Linked DNA regions of Mus musculus: region 1 is linked to region 2. The links are chromatin loops, found by intact Hi-C in ENCODE. Cell type or tissue: gastrocnemius. All regions are shown on one strand. Each heading gives the region's core, and the rest is flanking DNA. Links, peaks and the distances in the headings are about the cores only.

The links. Hi-C counts contacts between places; a loop is a spot of excess contacts. Peaks named below come from ENCODE experiments on the same cell type or tissue, not always from the same donor. Only the 100,000 strongest peaks of a DNase experiment are listed, where the experiment ranks them.
Region 1: a loop joins it to region 2, with 7 times the contacts of the local background. A loop is called at or near these places in 21 of 42 quality-filtered maps.

What each region holds. Positions count from the first base shown.
Region 1 is chr4:34,917,594-34,925,786 of GRCm38, reverse strand. It overlaps the pseudogene Gm12361. Among named protein-coding and RNA genes, the nearest start is that of Platr9, 10 kb to the right of the region's middle. In gastrocnemius, for the core only: a CTCF peak has its summit at 3,393 (motif pointing right); a DNase peak (open chromatin) is centred at 3,398.
Region 2 is chr4:34,774,579-34,782,771 of GRCm38, reverse strand. It overlaps Smim8 (small integral membrane protein 8), which reads left to right and starts at 4,406. Exons shown (of 3, transcript NM_001330757.1): 1 at 4,406-4,493. In gastrocnemius, for the core only: a CTCF peak has its summit at 4,309; a DNase peak (open chromatin) is centred at 4,369; H3K4me3 peaks cover 1,606 bases; H3K27ac peaks cover 1,183 bases.

The DNA of each region.
Region 1 (8,193 bases), core at 2,316-4,815, 140 kb before region 2:
TAGGAGGAGGGTCTTAAAGTTCACACCAACAATGATGCACTTCTTCCAACAAGGCCACACCTACTCCTATAAGGCCACACATCCTAATAGTGCCACTTCCTAAGCTACACATATTCAAACCATCGTATACACAAATCCTAATTTCTGATTTCGGTTCTGGTGAATGTTACCCACCAGAACCACACTTGGAAAGAATAGGAAACATATGTTCAGAAACCCTGAACCACTTCTGCTCCAAATAAGAACAACTGTCTCTTGTTTTAGAGATCTTCTAACAAAAAATATGCCATCCTGTAAGAGAGATCAAGCTTCAAGTGTTGAGCAGCCAGCAAGGAATAAGACACAACTTGAAATGACACCGGGGCAGTGGTGGCACATGCCTTTAATCCCAGCACTCGGGAGGCAGAGGCAGGCGGATTTCTGAGTTCAAGGCCAGCCTGGTCTACAGAGTGAGTTCCAGGACAGCCAGGGCTACACAGAGAAACCCTGTCTTGAAAAACAAAAACAAAACAAAAAACATAAAAACAAGAAACGACATCAGGTCAACATGTGCATATGTGTTGTGTCAGTGTGTGGTACACGTTCTTCAGAGTTTAGTGATTGATTTTACAACAGTGAGAGGAGTTGGCTGAGTGCCACAGGTATGGAGGAGGGGGAGGAATTGGGAGAGTAATCTACCCGGGAGGACTAGGCAAGGGCAGGGTTGACATCTCAGCTGATTTCACAGCCCTGTAGGTAACTCCATCAGTCATTCATGCAATCTGCTTTAATCTTTCCTTGAATGTAGAGGACTGATCCAGGAAGGCTGAAACATTCATGACTCCTGGCCATACACTATTGTTTTAAGAACTGTTTTTAATTGACTTTGACCTCATGCCTTCAGACACCAGAAACTCATTTCTGAAGGCACTAGAATCATGTGGGTGATGTCTTTTTTTTTTTTAGTTACTTTTATGTGAATGTATGTTCTACTTGAATGTATGTATGTGTACCACAAGGATACTTCATTACCACAAACGGAGGAGGTAGTGGGATCCCTTAACTGGTGCTTCAGATGGGGTGAGCTTCCATTTTGGTGCTGAGAACTGAAACTGGGTCTTCAGTAAGAGTAGAATGGTCTTACTCAATGAGACATCACTCCAGCTAAGATGAACATTTAGCACAAACAATTGGTTGGAGTTAAAACATGTTTAAATTGATATAAAATATGATTATTTGACCTCAATTCTCCCCAAATCATATCCAAACTTCATAACCCAAAGCTTAACCCTAACCCACTGACTCTAACCCTAACTAACCAATAACCCTAACCCTAAATCTCTCAAAGCTAACTACAACCCCAACACTAACCCCTAACCCTAACCACAACCCTGAAGGTGACTCCATGCTATCAGCTTCATTCTTTCTCTGTCGAACCCTAACCCGAAATCCTAGTCACTAACCCTAATCCTAACATTAACCCCTAACCTAACCTTCTAACTCTAGCCCCAAGCTTAAGCCTATAACCCATAACAACCTTAATTCTAGGATTTTGTTAAGCATGCAAGGTAAACCAATTTGGATGTAGTAAATGTTAAAATTGCCCAAATACTCTCATGTTAATAATTATTACATATAAAGTCAGCTATGATATCTGACGGCAGTTTATCTCTAAATGCATCTCCTTCTTTCTCGAAGCCTTGTTCTCTGTTTGCATGCCTGCCACATGTGGATGCATTTGTGCGTGTGTGTGTGTGTGTGTGTGTGTGTGTGTGTGCTTCTTTTTCCTGCCTAGTGATCTAACTATGCTAGCCAAGGAATACTTGTTTTGGGTCAGTTTTATGTGCTGGGTTTGGATCAACTTTCTCTGCCTTTACCAGGAGACCTCTTCTCCCACTGAGTCTTAGGAATTTCCTGCAGGTTTTTGCAAATGTGAAAGAGCTCAAGACAGGGGGTGACCAATCCCCCATATGTAGTTTCCTTCTGACCCAGGAATGGGTATGTTTGTTATGCTTCCCTGTGAGGTCACTGCAGGTCACGTGTTGCTCCCCTTGACACCGCCACAGTTCTGGGTGGGAGGGAACAACTGTTTCTTGTCTTCAGAGTCATTATCATCAGTTGCTCATACAATCCCTAAAGTAAAAGCTTGGAGAGGTCACAGGAGAAGAAGCTGAAAATTTACGAATTTGAGGTGCGTCAGGAAACAAAGGCCAAATGACAATAAATCAATTTTAAATACAACAAAAACCAAGACAAACAAAACAGAAACAAGATACGTTCAAGCCGGGTGTGGTGGCACACGCCTTTAATCCCAGCACTCGGGAGGCAGAGGCAGGTGGATTTCTGAGTTCCGAGGCCAGCCTGGTCTACAGAGTTCCAGGACAGTCAGAGCTATACAGAGAAACCCTGTCTCGAAAAACCAAAAAAAAAAAAAAAAAAGATACCTTCAAAGTTCCAAAGGCAAAGAAGTTCTGAGAACAAGCAAAACAGACCAAAAATGCCTTTAGAGATCTACAAGCAAGCAAGCAAGACCAAATGTCAAGACCAAAATGTGTTCAAACCAGATACTTTAAGCCAAGTGCTTTGAAAGCAGAACAAAAAAAAATTATTTATCTAGGTAGAGTCTTTTTTAAGCAGCTCAGAATAAACAAATAGACAGCTGGTCAAACCAATAGAGGTCTGAATCCCCAAAAAGAACTCAACAGTCTATCTGAAGAAATGACATCAGATGGTCTCAACTCAGTGGGTTTATTCCTAGCTTCCATTCTGGTGATTCTACCAGTGAAAAGTGGATAGTTCCGTAAGTCCCATGTTGCAGAATCAATATTGTCAACACAGAACCAACAGCGCCTACTGTATAACACGTTCCAGACGTTGGCACCAGTGACTCCATGATGGAAGAGCCATTCAGGTTGTAAAACTCAGCATGCTGACGACACCATCTCAGTCAAAACTAAAACAGAGGCCTAATCCATCAACGTCCACAGTTCTGTGAAAGTCTCTAAATGAACTAACCTTGCCTTCTGACTTTGTATTTCCGCTTCTGGCTAACTGTTCTTGTTAACTGAAGGATGTCAACCCAGAACATGGTTTTGTGCTTAATAGCTCCCCCTAAGGAAGGCTTGGGGCTGCACTGGGATCCCAAACGCCCGGTGTAGTCACCTGCTGGCTAATACACACTTTGTGTTGGCTTAAATCCACATCTGATGAGTCTTCTCTAGTAGATAGCCTACAACACTCATCTTAAAAGAGACTAGAATATAGTTTGATCTTGAGCCATTTTGAATGACTGCGGTCTGGGAGCATGAATTCTATGTTCCTACATTCATTTATCTGACAGAGAAGCTCCTAGTTTTTCTTGGCTAGGCACTGAACCAACAATCAGAAACCTAATCTGTAGTTGTTGCGTACAATGAACACAAGGTGGCACAAGCTCCCCTCAGCATGGGAAGGAGGACCATGAAGCACAGAAAGTCCTGTGGTTTCCTTAGTCAAACCCTCATTCATTCTCTCTCTGTCTCTCTCTCTCTCTCTCTCTCTCTCTCTCTCTCTCTCTCTCTCTCTCTCTCTCTGTGTGTGTGTGTGTGTGTGTGTACCTGTTTCCCTAATTTTTTTTTACAATGTATACTTCCTGTAATTTTTAAGCAACCCCTTTACAGAGAAACACTCTGACTCAAAAACAAGAAACAAGGGCTGGAAGGATGGTTCAGCGGTTAAGAGCACTGACTGCTCTTCCAAAGGTCCTGAGTTCAAATCCCAGCAAACACATAGTGGCTCACAACCATCTGTAATGAAATCTGATGACCTCTTCTGGGATGTCTGAAGACAGCTACAGTGTACTTACATATAATAAATAAATCTTTAAAAAAAACTTTAAAAATAAGCAAAAAACAAACAAAAAAAAAGATATTAATGGCAAGTTTTAATCAGCACACTAGATATCTGAAAATGTAGGAAAGTCACTGACCTTGAAGGAAAAGGATGTTACTCAATTATGACTGGTATATTTTCATCCTGGAAGAAGGTACCACAAGCTGTTTTTTAATTGGTTTTATTTGGATTTTACAGAAACCTGTACAGCTACAGTGTACTCATATATACATAAAATAAATAAATCAGAAGGAGGAGGAGGAGGAGGAGAAGGAGAAGGAGAAGGAGAAGGAGAAGGAGAAGGAGAAGGAGAAGGAGAAGGAGAAGGAGAAGGAGAAGGAGAAGGAGAAGGAGAAGGAGAAGGAGAAGGAGAAGGAGAAGGAGAAGGAGAAGAAGAAGAAGAAGAAGAAGAAGAAGAAGAAGAAGAAGAAGAAGAAGAAGAAGAAGAAGAAGAAGAAGAAGAATCAGCCCTGCCATTTATGGAGGCCTAATAAGATGATGTAGGCTACTTCATCCTGTCCGGGAACTCATGTATACAAAATTACTGACACCAACATGCAGCCTAAAATGGCTTTTGTGTGCCTCACTTAAGTTGTACCTGAGAGTGCAACTTAGGACTCTTTGTGGATCAAAAGATGTTTTCCGAGTAGACTGGGGGAGCTCAAGACATTTTACAGCATCCAAGAGCTTCTTCCTTCCCCCAATACAGCATCCCATAGAATCTTCAGAAGACTTTGATAAGGAGGATAATGGCTGTGCACACTGTTTACACACAAAAACTCAACATGTGTGCAGCTGAGAGCTTTTTCTGGAATCCTTAGTCTGTTATCCACCACAGGTGGCAGGGTGGATTCTGGTTATTTTTAGGCAACAGCAAAGGGACTCATACGTGGGTGGGTTCCCCGAAAGTCCCAGGAGCATCACCGTACTAATGATGACATTGGTGCACCAGCAGAACAGTGGGAGTTTTCACTTTAAAATCATCATGAAGCTCAGAACAAAGGCTTCCTGCATCCTGCCTACATCAGACATCAATACCAGAACATCAGAACCAGAAGCATCAGTCTCCCACTCTGAAGGTTGGTCCAGAGAAAAGCTCCCTAGTCCCTTCTAAGCCATGGTCAAACCTCAGAAAGCAGCAAGAGGATTCCCTGAGCAGGCTTGGGAGTCATGGAACAAACTGCAGAAAAGAAAAGAAGAGAAGAGAAGAGAAGAGAAGAGAAGAGAAGAGAAGAGAAGAGAAGAGAAGAGAAGAGAAGAGAAGAGAAGAGAAAACAGAGAGAGGAAGGAAGGAAGGAAGGAAGGAAGGAAGGAAGGAAGGAAGGAAGGAAGGAAGGAAGGAAGGAAGGAATTTGCTTTCTCCAGACCAAGGTCTTTTTATTCAGGACAACCTAACTGAGGAAACATGGTACTCACCCTAGCTGCAGTAATACTGCGGCTCATCCACTCTCCTTCTCTTTTTTGATTGAAATTCTTCAAATTGCTGCGTGTCCTCTCTAACAACCGCACCTCCGTAAATCTCTTCAGATACTCTTTAAGTTTAGTATTCACAACTGAGCTCCACTTGGTGGACTCTACTAGTGCTGCTAAGGGTGTCTTTTTTTTTTTTTTTTCTTTTCATATTTGGTGTTTTCGAGACAGGGTTTCTCTGTATAGCTCTGGCTGTCCTGGAACTCACTCTGCAGACCAGGCTGGCCTCGAACTCAGAAATCCGCCTGCCTCTGCCTCCCAAGTGCTGGGATTAAAGGCGTGCGCCACCACTGCCTGGCACTAAGGGTGTCTATTAAGTTGCCTGGTCACTCTTGCCTTTGTTCCATGAGCTAGATGTCCTGTCAGGAACAGGACATCTAGCTCTCCGTGCATTGGCTTAGAGTCTCGTCAGGTGCACAGCCTGCGGCGCCTGCTCAGGGGCCAATAGGTGGCATGTTTCTTCAGAGTGCTTAGCTTGGCGCGCCCAAAGTCTGCAACTCAGTTTTGATCTTTTCTTCCTTTCCTTTCTCTCTCTCTCTCTCTCTCTCTCTCTCTCTCTCTCTCTCTCTCTCTCTCCTTCCCCCTCCCTTCCTCCCTCCCTCTCCCCCTTCCTCCCTTTCATTCTTTCTTTCCATTTATTTATTTATTTATTTATTCCCTTTACATGCCAATATCAGCCCTCCCCTCCCCCAGGCATTGTACTTCTTAAACACTGTCTGGAGGTCCGATTCAGAACCCGAGCTGGTACAGGGTTCATCATTCTGCACAGCTTCAACTTCCTTGCCAGCATATTCTAGAACATCCTCTTCTAGGGTGTTATCCGGGTGACCTCTATTTTCAAGGCTTCATAACTTCTTGATCGCCCATCTTGTTAACAAACAGTAGCAGATATTCTGGTAACTGCCAACTGGGCAGTGCAAGGAAGAACAGTGGTTCATACAAGCCTGCTATACCATCTCTTGGACACCCCGACTCTCAGGGGGGAATAGCACCAAGATGCCTGTCATGGAGCCGGTCCTCACAGACATAACTGATTCATCTCGTCTAGAACCTTACCTCGGGATCAGAATGGCGTCCCTTACAAACGCGGTATAATCCAAAGAAACTGTGTTTACTGTACTGTTACAAGAAGTTACCACCGTCCATTTGTCAGGAAACAATTTGCATTCCGAATTTTTTAACTTGCTCTTTCCACAATCACAACAAAAGTTTCTTTTGGGTCCAGTTCAGTTTGTGACTCCCACGGTGTAACTGCAAGCTAGACAAACTCCTTCTGGGTCTTCTCCCTCTGGCACGCAGGTGCAATGGGAATATGGTGCTTGTCTCTTTGCTGAGCAGAGTGATAGCCTGGGGCCCCTGCTGGAGGGCACAGTACCACAGTCGGTTTAGAGGGTCGCATCCCTTCCAGACCGATACAAGATGTAGCAAGCAACTTCGGATAACCAGAAGGAGACAGGATTAATTTGAGTTTATGATGGGGAAGGCATGCCAACAGAAACTTGATCACATCTGGGCTGACCAGGAATCGGCTTGCCTTCCTTCCTTCCTTCCTTCCTTCCTTCCTTCCTTCCTTCCTTCCTCCCTCCCTCCCTCCCTCCCTCCCTCCCTCCCTCTCTCTCTCTCTTTCTTTCTTTCTTTCTTCTCTTAGCTCCCTAACTTTTCTTTATGATATATACTTTCTGTAAGTTTTAGGCGAGCCCTCTACAGAGTGACTTCCCGCCTCCAAAGATAAAGATATTAAAAGCAAACTTGAAATAGCACACTAGCTATCTGACATTTAGAAACGTCACTGGCCTTGAAGGAAGATGAAGTTACTTCACTATGGTGTATCTGTTTTCATTCTGGAAGAAGCTGCCACAAATTGTTATTTTCTAACTAACACCTAGAAAACGGCTTAACACTTTATCTTTACGGTAACTGAGTGCTTTTCAAGAATGTAATTAGACCCAGCACTCAGGAGACAGAGGCAGGCGGATTTCTGAGTTCAAGGCCAGCCTAGTCTACAAAGTGAGTTCCAGGACAGCCAGGGCTATACAGAGAAACTCTGTCTCGAAAAACAAAAGCAAGCAAACAAACAAACAAAGAATATAATTAGTATGCTGTTTCAGGGTCTTTAAATTAAGGAAGTCTTCATTGTCATGACTTCCTGGATGCCCTTAATGAAGGTGCCTGGACGCACATGATTCTTGTCCATTAGGATCTACACCAATGCTAATAAGTAAATCCTTAGCTTGTGTAGCCGACAGGGTTCCAGGGAGTGGTAGGTTAGGTCTGACTAGTATTTCATAGTAAGTCATCCCTTATGGGCTCCATAAATGCATTTAATTTAATTTAGTGTTTGTTTTTTTTGTTTTTTTAAGACAGGGTCTCACCATGTAGACCAGGCTGGCTTACAAGTTCCACCCACCTCTTGTAGGAAACAAGCAAAAGAAACAAATTCTAAGTACTACGGTTTTGTTTTCTGACTCCATTTAATCATAGGAAGAAACTAAATTCAAGGTCCCAGGTCCTAGGGGAACTGAGGACTTCCCCATACCTGAACAGCTTCTGTTGTAAACAGCTGTCTGAATCCAGACATCTCAGGGACAACTTCTCCATCTTGCTGGCAGGGTCAAACAAGTTCATCTTCCCAGGCCTAGGAATGAATGCCTAGCCCACTTCTCCAAATGTTTTCTTAATTGTTGGTTAACTGGTAAAGACCATAGAAACTGCTGTTATCTAAACCAGGGTGCATAAGTTGTAAAAATGCATAACCAATCGCCTGTTCTGCCCTAATTAACTCCATGCAGCTGGCCTGCTCCTTTGTCCCCTTCTCACTCTGAGCGCCAGACATAACGTCTAGGAGAATGAATTAAGGACCTTGAAGCCAGGTGC
Region 2 (8,193 bases), core at 3,025-5,524:
ACAACAACTGTAGCAGGGGCTACCCCAAAAGCTGTTGCCTGTCTATGAAGAAACCCTGTCCCCTAACTCAGATGTCTTCTCTGGCCTCAGTGTGAGAAGAAGCATCTAGCCCTGCAGAGACTTGATGTGCTTGGGTGGAGGAATAGGGAATGGGGGTTGGGCTTCCACTCTCTCAGAGGAGAAGGGATGAGACTGTGGTGGGGGGCAGGAGGGACCATGCTCAGGATGTAAAATGAAGAAAGGAAGGAAGGAAGGAAGGAAGGAAGGAAGGAAGGAAGGAAGAGACAAGACAATCAGTTAATACAGAAAATCGAGACAAGTAACTTAGACAGCAAAATAGAGGCTGAAATTATAGCACAGCTTATATCTTAAAATAGGTGACTGAGAAGAAATTCAATATGTATCAAAACATAAAAGTGAGAACTATTCGTTTGTCTAACCAATGTACACTAGTAAGGAAACTGTCAAGAACGTTGAAAGAAAACCCTCACTCAGAACCACACAGCGCTATCCTTTTCATCTTTATGAACTTAAATTTTATCAAATATTTTTGTGTCCCTTTCATCAAATGTTTGAGTAGTGATAGTAACGTAACTTTTATCTGTGAGTTTATCAATATTCTACTTCCTTCTGGAAGAAACTGTGGAGAATTCAATCTCCATGGATGAGGTACAGAGCGGTCCTTGTTGCTTGAGGGGTAGTGGTAAAAGATTTGTCAGTCTAAAATGAAACCAAACTGAGCCTCTTCCAGAGGGCACAGCTCTCTGGGGTTCTGTTTGATTGTGAGGTATTACCTCTCTCGATTGTAATCTCTTCACTGTGAATTTTTAGCAACTGCTGTTACTAACAAGAAAAGCACATTGCTTATCACCAGGTTATTTTATTTAACTCCGCACTTTCACAGCTTGGCTGTGAGTAAAAACATTTACTCTATAAATAGCCTTGCCTTTAACACTGTCTGTCTTAGTCCAACATCCATGTTACTTAAGGGAAGCGTCCAAGTTTTCAAATGAAAGGAGGAAGAGGAGAAGAGGTGGGGGAGATGGGGTGCAGAAGATCAAGGGCGAAGGTGATGTGTTTGAACTTGAGACTTTCCAGAGGGTTTGTGGCTGGTGGTGGGTGGGTGTTTCTTTTTTAGAGGCATCATTGAACACTTTTCAGAATGCTGTTATACTTCATCAAACATTGTGTGGCTCAGCGGCTCAGTTTCTTGTTTAACGCCCTAAAATGATAGAGTTTAAAGCAAGTAAATGGAGATTCTAATCTTCCCAAAAGCTCCTGTTCTTTTTTCGAGTCTCAGGAAATACCTTCTCAGAACAAATGCCATCGCATTACAATAAAACTGCCCAGTCAACCGTCTTTGCAATGATGTTAGAAGTATGTTTCAGGTTCCAGAAATCACCACTGCAACTGAAGTGCCTGGACCAGGCAAACTTTATTCTTCATTGAGAGGAGAGGTGCACTTGCTTTTTATCAGAACCCAGGTGAGTCTTTCCCCAACTAATGGGGTCCAACCTCATAATCTCTTTCAACTGTGTAGTCTGAAAAGAATTGGCACATGGGAAATAAAGAAGTCTCAAAACATTTGCATAAAAGTCTTAAAAGGTTGGGGGAGATAAAAGATTTTACTTCTTTGTCCTGAGTCCTAAACACAAGTTTTATAGTATTTGATAAAAACAGTTCATATTTTGTATTTCTTTCAATGATCACACATCATAAAGATTTGTGATTAGATCTTTCTTATTTAACCCCAGCCATGAGAAACTGTTGCTTGATCTGTTTTACTGAAAGCTTTTATAGTGTTAAAAGTTGGAATTCTCGGGCTGGTGAGATGGCTCAGTGGGTAAGAGCACCCGACTGCTCTTCCAAAGGTCTGGAGTTCAAATCCCAGCAACCACATGGTGGCTCACAACCATCCGTAACGAGATCTGACGCCCTCTTCTGGTGTGTCTGAAGACAGCTACAGTGTACTTACATATAATAAATAAATAAATCTTTAAAAAAAAAATAAAATAAAAAAAAAAGTTGGAATTCTCAGTTATTTTTAAAAGACTGTAAAACCATTAACCAAAGGTCATATAAAGAGAATTGACAATTTGTTATAAGTGCTAGAACAGAAAATGAAATATTGACTGAGTTTATCTATACAAAGCTTCACTAATAACTTAAGTTATGGTTTTTAACTCTCCATGAACCTGTGTAGCTGTGGCAGGTGACGAATGTTTAGCCAGATAATTACTACTAATGGATATGCATGTAAACATTCTCTGTTGTAAACTTATTCGATTTATGGTTTGAATTTTGTGTAAACTTGTGCTGAACTTTTTACCATGGGATCATGTATTCTGAAAGATGTAAATAAGTGCTGAGGATAAAGAGAAGGGAGCAGTTCTCCTTGTCTCACTTCTCTTAGCAATTCTCTTTGTCCCACTTTTTTACATCCTGCCTTTTTCCTAGATCCCTTACCCACCTACCCCCCTTTTTACAAGCCTGTTTCCCCCTTTTTCTCAGAAAGCTTTCATCGGAAACTTTTTACAACTTAGAAATAAATGCTCAAATCACTTTCCAAAGTGTCCCTTTTTTCTTCCTGTGACTTCAACTAGCAGGATGAAAGTTAAAGCTGTGCAGTTCCTGCTGGAGATAGAACAAAGGCCACTTTACTTAATCTCCTCCTGTTTTAGGATGAGGTGCAAAACAGTTGCTCACCTCAGAAGATCTCAGAAGGCAGGTTAGCTACTGAAGCACAGTGACTTATAATTGAGATAGGAAAACGTATTATTATTATATAGTAACCCTAAGTGCCTTCTAAGACCAAATCTTATCACTGCTAATGCTCAAGGAGAGCCAGAACATGAAAGAAGATCTTCCAGGGCTGGCCCTGGGCAGGTTCACAATTGTCTTTAACTCTAGTTCAGGAATTCCATGCCCTCTTCTGCCTCCAAAGGCATCAGATAGAAAACTCACGCATAGACATATATAAACAACATATATATATATATATATATGATACTACCCGAAATAAATCACAAGGACTGTTAATCCCACAAGGCAAGAATAAGACTACTATCACAATTTTTGAGCTAAGCAGGCTTTATTAAATACTGGCCAGGACAAGGGACACTGCCCAAGGCCATATCCAGGAATCCCAGAGTAACAAATTACATTAGTCAGAAGCGTATACAATCAAAACTGACAAGGCTATATACATCCCACTTTTATGTAATCAGGGGCAAGTATACATCCTGACATATTTCCTGCCTACACCTCCCACCTATGTGTGCACATCCTGTGCAGCTGAGACAACCAGCCTTGTTTACAGAAGTGAAAACAAGTGGCTTGTTGTCTTACAGGAGCAACAGCTCCCAGCATTCCAAGAAGCTATCTGTTCTTGCCAAGAGGGGCTTACAGTTTAGAGACATTTCTGTTTTATGCCTAAAGCACACAATAATTTAAACTTAAAATATACCTTTAGCCTTCACAGGACAACTCAGGAGTCAGGATGGGAGGCCATAGAAAAGAGAGAGTAGGATTGGTTTTGAAAATTACCACAAACAATGTTCACATTTGTCAACTGATAATCCATTAATTATATCATATACTTTGGCTTGATGTCCTCGTAAAATAAGGCTAGGACTTATATTACTTAAAAAAAAAAAACCCGTGTTTGAGAAAATACTGATAATGTATGATTTTTGAAATTAAATATAAGCGAACTATTAATATCTATGTGAAAAACAAAATCGTCAGTGCTATCAGAGATCCCGTGAGAAGTCTCTTTAACCCCTGGAGATCTAATTTGGGAAACTCTGATTAGTAATCTCTGATCAATTTGAATGTGTTTTTTTTTTTTTTTTTTTACACAAGTGATGGTAGATGATCCCTGTCTCAGAACGGCTAGACTGACCACAGTCCCGGTTCTAAAGACTCGAACCCTTCACCACCACATGTAAAACTTCTAATTCCAGTCCCTTTTCTCTTAAAGCTCTTCTGCCACACCACTGCTCAACTAAAAGCACCCTATAAAGCCCCAGACTCCTTTTTGGCGATACTGCACTTCCTTCTCTTGGAGGCAGCTGGATTCTAGCCTGAATCTTTCCATTTCCATTAAGTGCCATTAGGTCCCATTTCCAATTCTGGATATCTCTTTATATAAATATACATGAAACCCACGAAACGAAAGCTTATTTGAATGTGAGAGGCTGAAAGTCAAAGGCCCCAAGAAATCAAACCAGACTGCTCATCTGGGTTCCAAAGCCAAGGGCTCCTGCAGTTCCAATGCCAGGGCTCGGCCCGGACCCCTGCTCTACGGCCTCCGGAGCATAGATGGCGCTGTGGTGCGGCTCTTAGAGCCCCGGCGGGAACGCGCACTGGTTGGGCGCGCACCGGGCGAACCGGAAGGAAAGTCCAGCAGCGGGCGTTCGCACGGGACGCCGGAAGTCTCTGAGCCTGGCGGCGTCCGAGCTGAAGCTTCCCCGGCTTCCCAATTGCCCAAGGTCAGGCTCCGCCAGCCCTCGAAGGGGAGGGTTGTGGTTTGCAGAAGATGCTAGGGTAGGTTGCCGGGAAGCCTGCCCGCCGACCACACAAGTTTTCACACTTGTTTATGAAGATTTATACTGAGCTCCGTAGGAGCCTGGGTATCTGACCGCGGTCTGAAAAGCTTTACAGCCTTCAGGTCCTTGCCACAGTGACACTCTTTCCCCAATCCATGAGTGGGGTAAATTACGAGGTGGAAAGTGGGTTTTGTGTGTGGTGTTTTTCTTTTTTCACTTTAAAGTTATATTTTACAGTAAAAACGATAGAGTTTATTTTTTAAAATCTAAGCGATCTCATTTCCCCACTGTGAGACAGGGGGCTGGCTGTCTTGGAACTCGTTCTGTAGACAAAGCTGGCCTGGAGCTCAGAGAGATCCGCCTGCCTCTGCCTCTCTAGTGCTGGGCTTATCTTAGGGTCCTGCGTCTGGTAGTACTTTATAAATGCAAAACACTTTCCTCAAAAATCAGTTTTGGAAAAAGATGCTGATGGAATAGGAGTCCACTACAATGGGAAGAATTGGATTATCCTACCCTAGTAGTGAAAAGGCATCGAAGGTAGGAAGGTTGCACACTATCTGTAGGATGACCGCTATTTTGTTAACATCTTTCCTTTTAAGAATGTTAACAATGTTAAATACACATCTGTAATATTGCAGTGTATAATATCATTCCTTTTATTAAGGTGGAATCAGAGTTGTCACTTACTCAAAAAAAAAAAAAAAAATTCCTTTAGAAGCACCAGAGTTGAGATTAAGCTTACTTAGTTCCCTCAAGCTATAAAGCCCTGATTCTTTCTCAAAGTTTCTCATATTAATCTAAACTATTGAAGGTGTCCTACTCCGGACTTTTACTTTCTTAAGCACTAAAAGAGTATAGTATGTGAAACATAATAACAAGAGTATCTATACTATCGTTGAATGTTTGGTCCATTTGAGGCAGTTCTCTATATATTTGAAAATAGAGTGCTTTTCCTAAACCAGTTCTCATTGTTTATATCTTCATACTTCCCCATACAATATAATATAGGTAGCTATGCCAATCTTGTTCTAGTGAATTTGGTGTGTACAGACACGGATAGTTCATTCGTTCACATGCACACATGTGCAGTATGTGTGTAGAAGCCAGAGGTCAGCCTGATGATGTTCCTCAAGGGCCACGTACCTTGTTTTCTGAGACAGAGTTTCTCACTGGGACCTGGGACTTACTGATCCCAAAGGGCTGACTGGTCAGAGAGCCCCAGAGATGAGCCTGCCTCCCCCACCCCAGCACTGGGAGTTTTATGGACATACCACAGCCTGGGTTTTATATGATGCTGGGGATTGATGCAGGCCCTCAGCACTGCTAATTAGTAACAATATATCGTCTGACAGTTATCAAGTGTTTATATAATGAGCTTCAGTGTTTTCTCCCTCATTGCCCACGAGTCCACCAGTCCAACCTCTTCTTCCCAACAGGCCCCTCTTTCCTCCCTCCCCCCTAACCTCCCTGTGTGCATAAAGTTATCTACCAGAGCAAGAACAGTTTATCAATGGGTATACCACTGAGGGAGATGGCACGTTCTCACTAGTTAACTGCTAATAGTTCCTCAGGGAGGAGTGGGGTCTGGTGCTTATTTTGTGTGAATAAGTATTTGTCTGTGTGTGTATATATATGCACCATGTGCGTGTCTGGTACCCATGGAGGCCAGGAGAGAGCATTGGACCCCTGGAACTAGAATTGCAGGCAGTTGTAGCCACCATGTGGGCTCTGGGAACTGTCCCTAGTCTTCTACAAGGGAAACAAGTATTTTTAACTGCTAGGCTGTCTCTTTAGCCTAACTAGTAAGTTTTCAAGTGTTGCTTCTCAAATATATTGTGGATCATCCCTCTAAATATTAATTTTGGTACAGTAGAGGAGGAAACACATACACACATTAAAAGATGGCTAGCCCTGACTTTGTTTGGACTTCTATATTGTGTCATGATTTCATAGACCTGCTCTTTTGTCTTGAGGTATACCCTTTCCCCGCACAAGGAAGAAAGGCAGAGCAAAATAAAAAACATCCTATTATAGAGCAACATATGACATAAGTGTAGCTTATCATTTTAAACAAGTATGAGAAATTCTGTTCGTGGCATGCCCGCTCATGTTCTTGATCATTAGTAGATAAGAAAGAAGTGTGATGGGAAAGGAAGACAGAAATACAGGCGCTTGGACAGATCGTACAGCTGACAGGGAGAGATAGCTCAGCGGTTAAGAGTACTGACTGCTCTTCCAGAGGTCCTGAGTTCAAATGCCAGCAACCAGATGGTGGCTCACAACCATCCGGAATGAGGTCTGATGCCCTCTTCTGGTCTGAAGACAGCTACAGTGTACTTACATATAATAATAAAATAAATCTTGAGGCCAGAGCGAGCAGGGTTGGAGCCAGCAGGGATCCTGAGTTCAATTCTCAGCAACCATATGATGGCTCACAACCATCTGTACAGCTACAGTGTACTCATATACATAAAATAAATAAATCTTAAAAAAATATTTTGCAAACAGATGCACATGGGTTAATCACCAAATTATTTAAGAGTAGTGCAAAGACAGTGTCCCATCATCCCCACTGTAGTGTGTAGCCTTTAACACAAGAAAGGTACAACTAGAGGTTGGCTAACTGTATGCAAATGAATAAGAGCAAGCTACCTCAGTGACAGATGGCAACAACAAAAGGGCAGAAGCTGAAGAGAGCGAAGGGAATATTTAGGATGTTCAAATGGAAGCTCACCTGAAGGTATCATTTCATTCAAGTGGTAGTGTCAGGATAAGTTATTGCTGTGCCTTGAACTTGTGGTTAGTTCTGCAGCTTTTCAGAATGGAACTTAGGTTTAGTTCTAGACTCCTTGAAAAGAGCCAGTGAACTTCTCCTTCTAGATTACAAGTTCACTCGTTGCAGTTGCAGTTTGTTTTCTCACACAGTACTTACTGGTAATTTAGATGTGAAGAAAGAACCAAGACTACATTCTTCCTACACATGCAAAGTTCTGTGGAGCAAAGAGACAGACAAGGACTTTCTCTTATATGAAAAGCTTTTGTTCTTTCTTTCTAAGATTTATTTCATTATTTATTATATATTAAATATTTATTTTATGTATGTGTGTATTTATTTTATATATTATTTTATACATTGTTGCTGTCTTCAGACACACCAGAAGAGGGCATCGGATCTCATTACAACTATGTGGTTGCTGGGAATTGAATTCAAGACCTCTGGAAGAGCAGTCAGTGCTCTTAAACTCTCCTCTTTGATCTTTTGTTGTTGTTGTTGTTTTGTTTTGTTTTTGTTTTTAATAGCAAGCTTCAAATCAAAGTTTAATTCACACAATAAAAATTCACTTTTCAAACCAGGTAGGGGAAAACTCAAATTTTAGAGGAGGAAAAAAAATGAGCGCTTATACAACCATTCACATGGTTGCTGAGATCCAGTGGTCAATAAAGTCATCTGTATAGGAAATGGTAGAAAGCAGGGATGGTTCCTGTGAGAGCTTCAAGCTTCATCTACAGGAAGACAGCACTCAGTGGGAGTATTTGAATAGGTTCTGCCCTCAGTTGCTGACCATCACTGGTGTCCCAAATTAAGGATCTAAAGTGGTGGCTCTCACCCGTCCTAGTGCAGTTCCTCATGTTGTGGTGACCC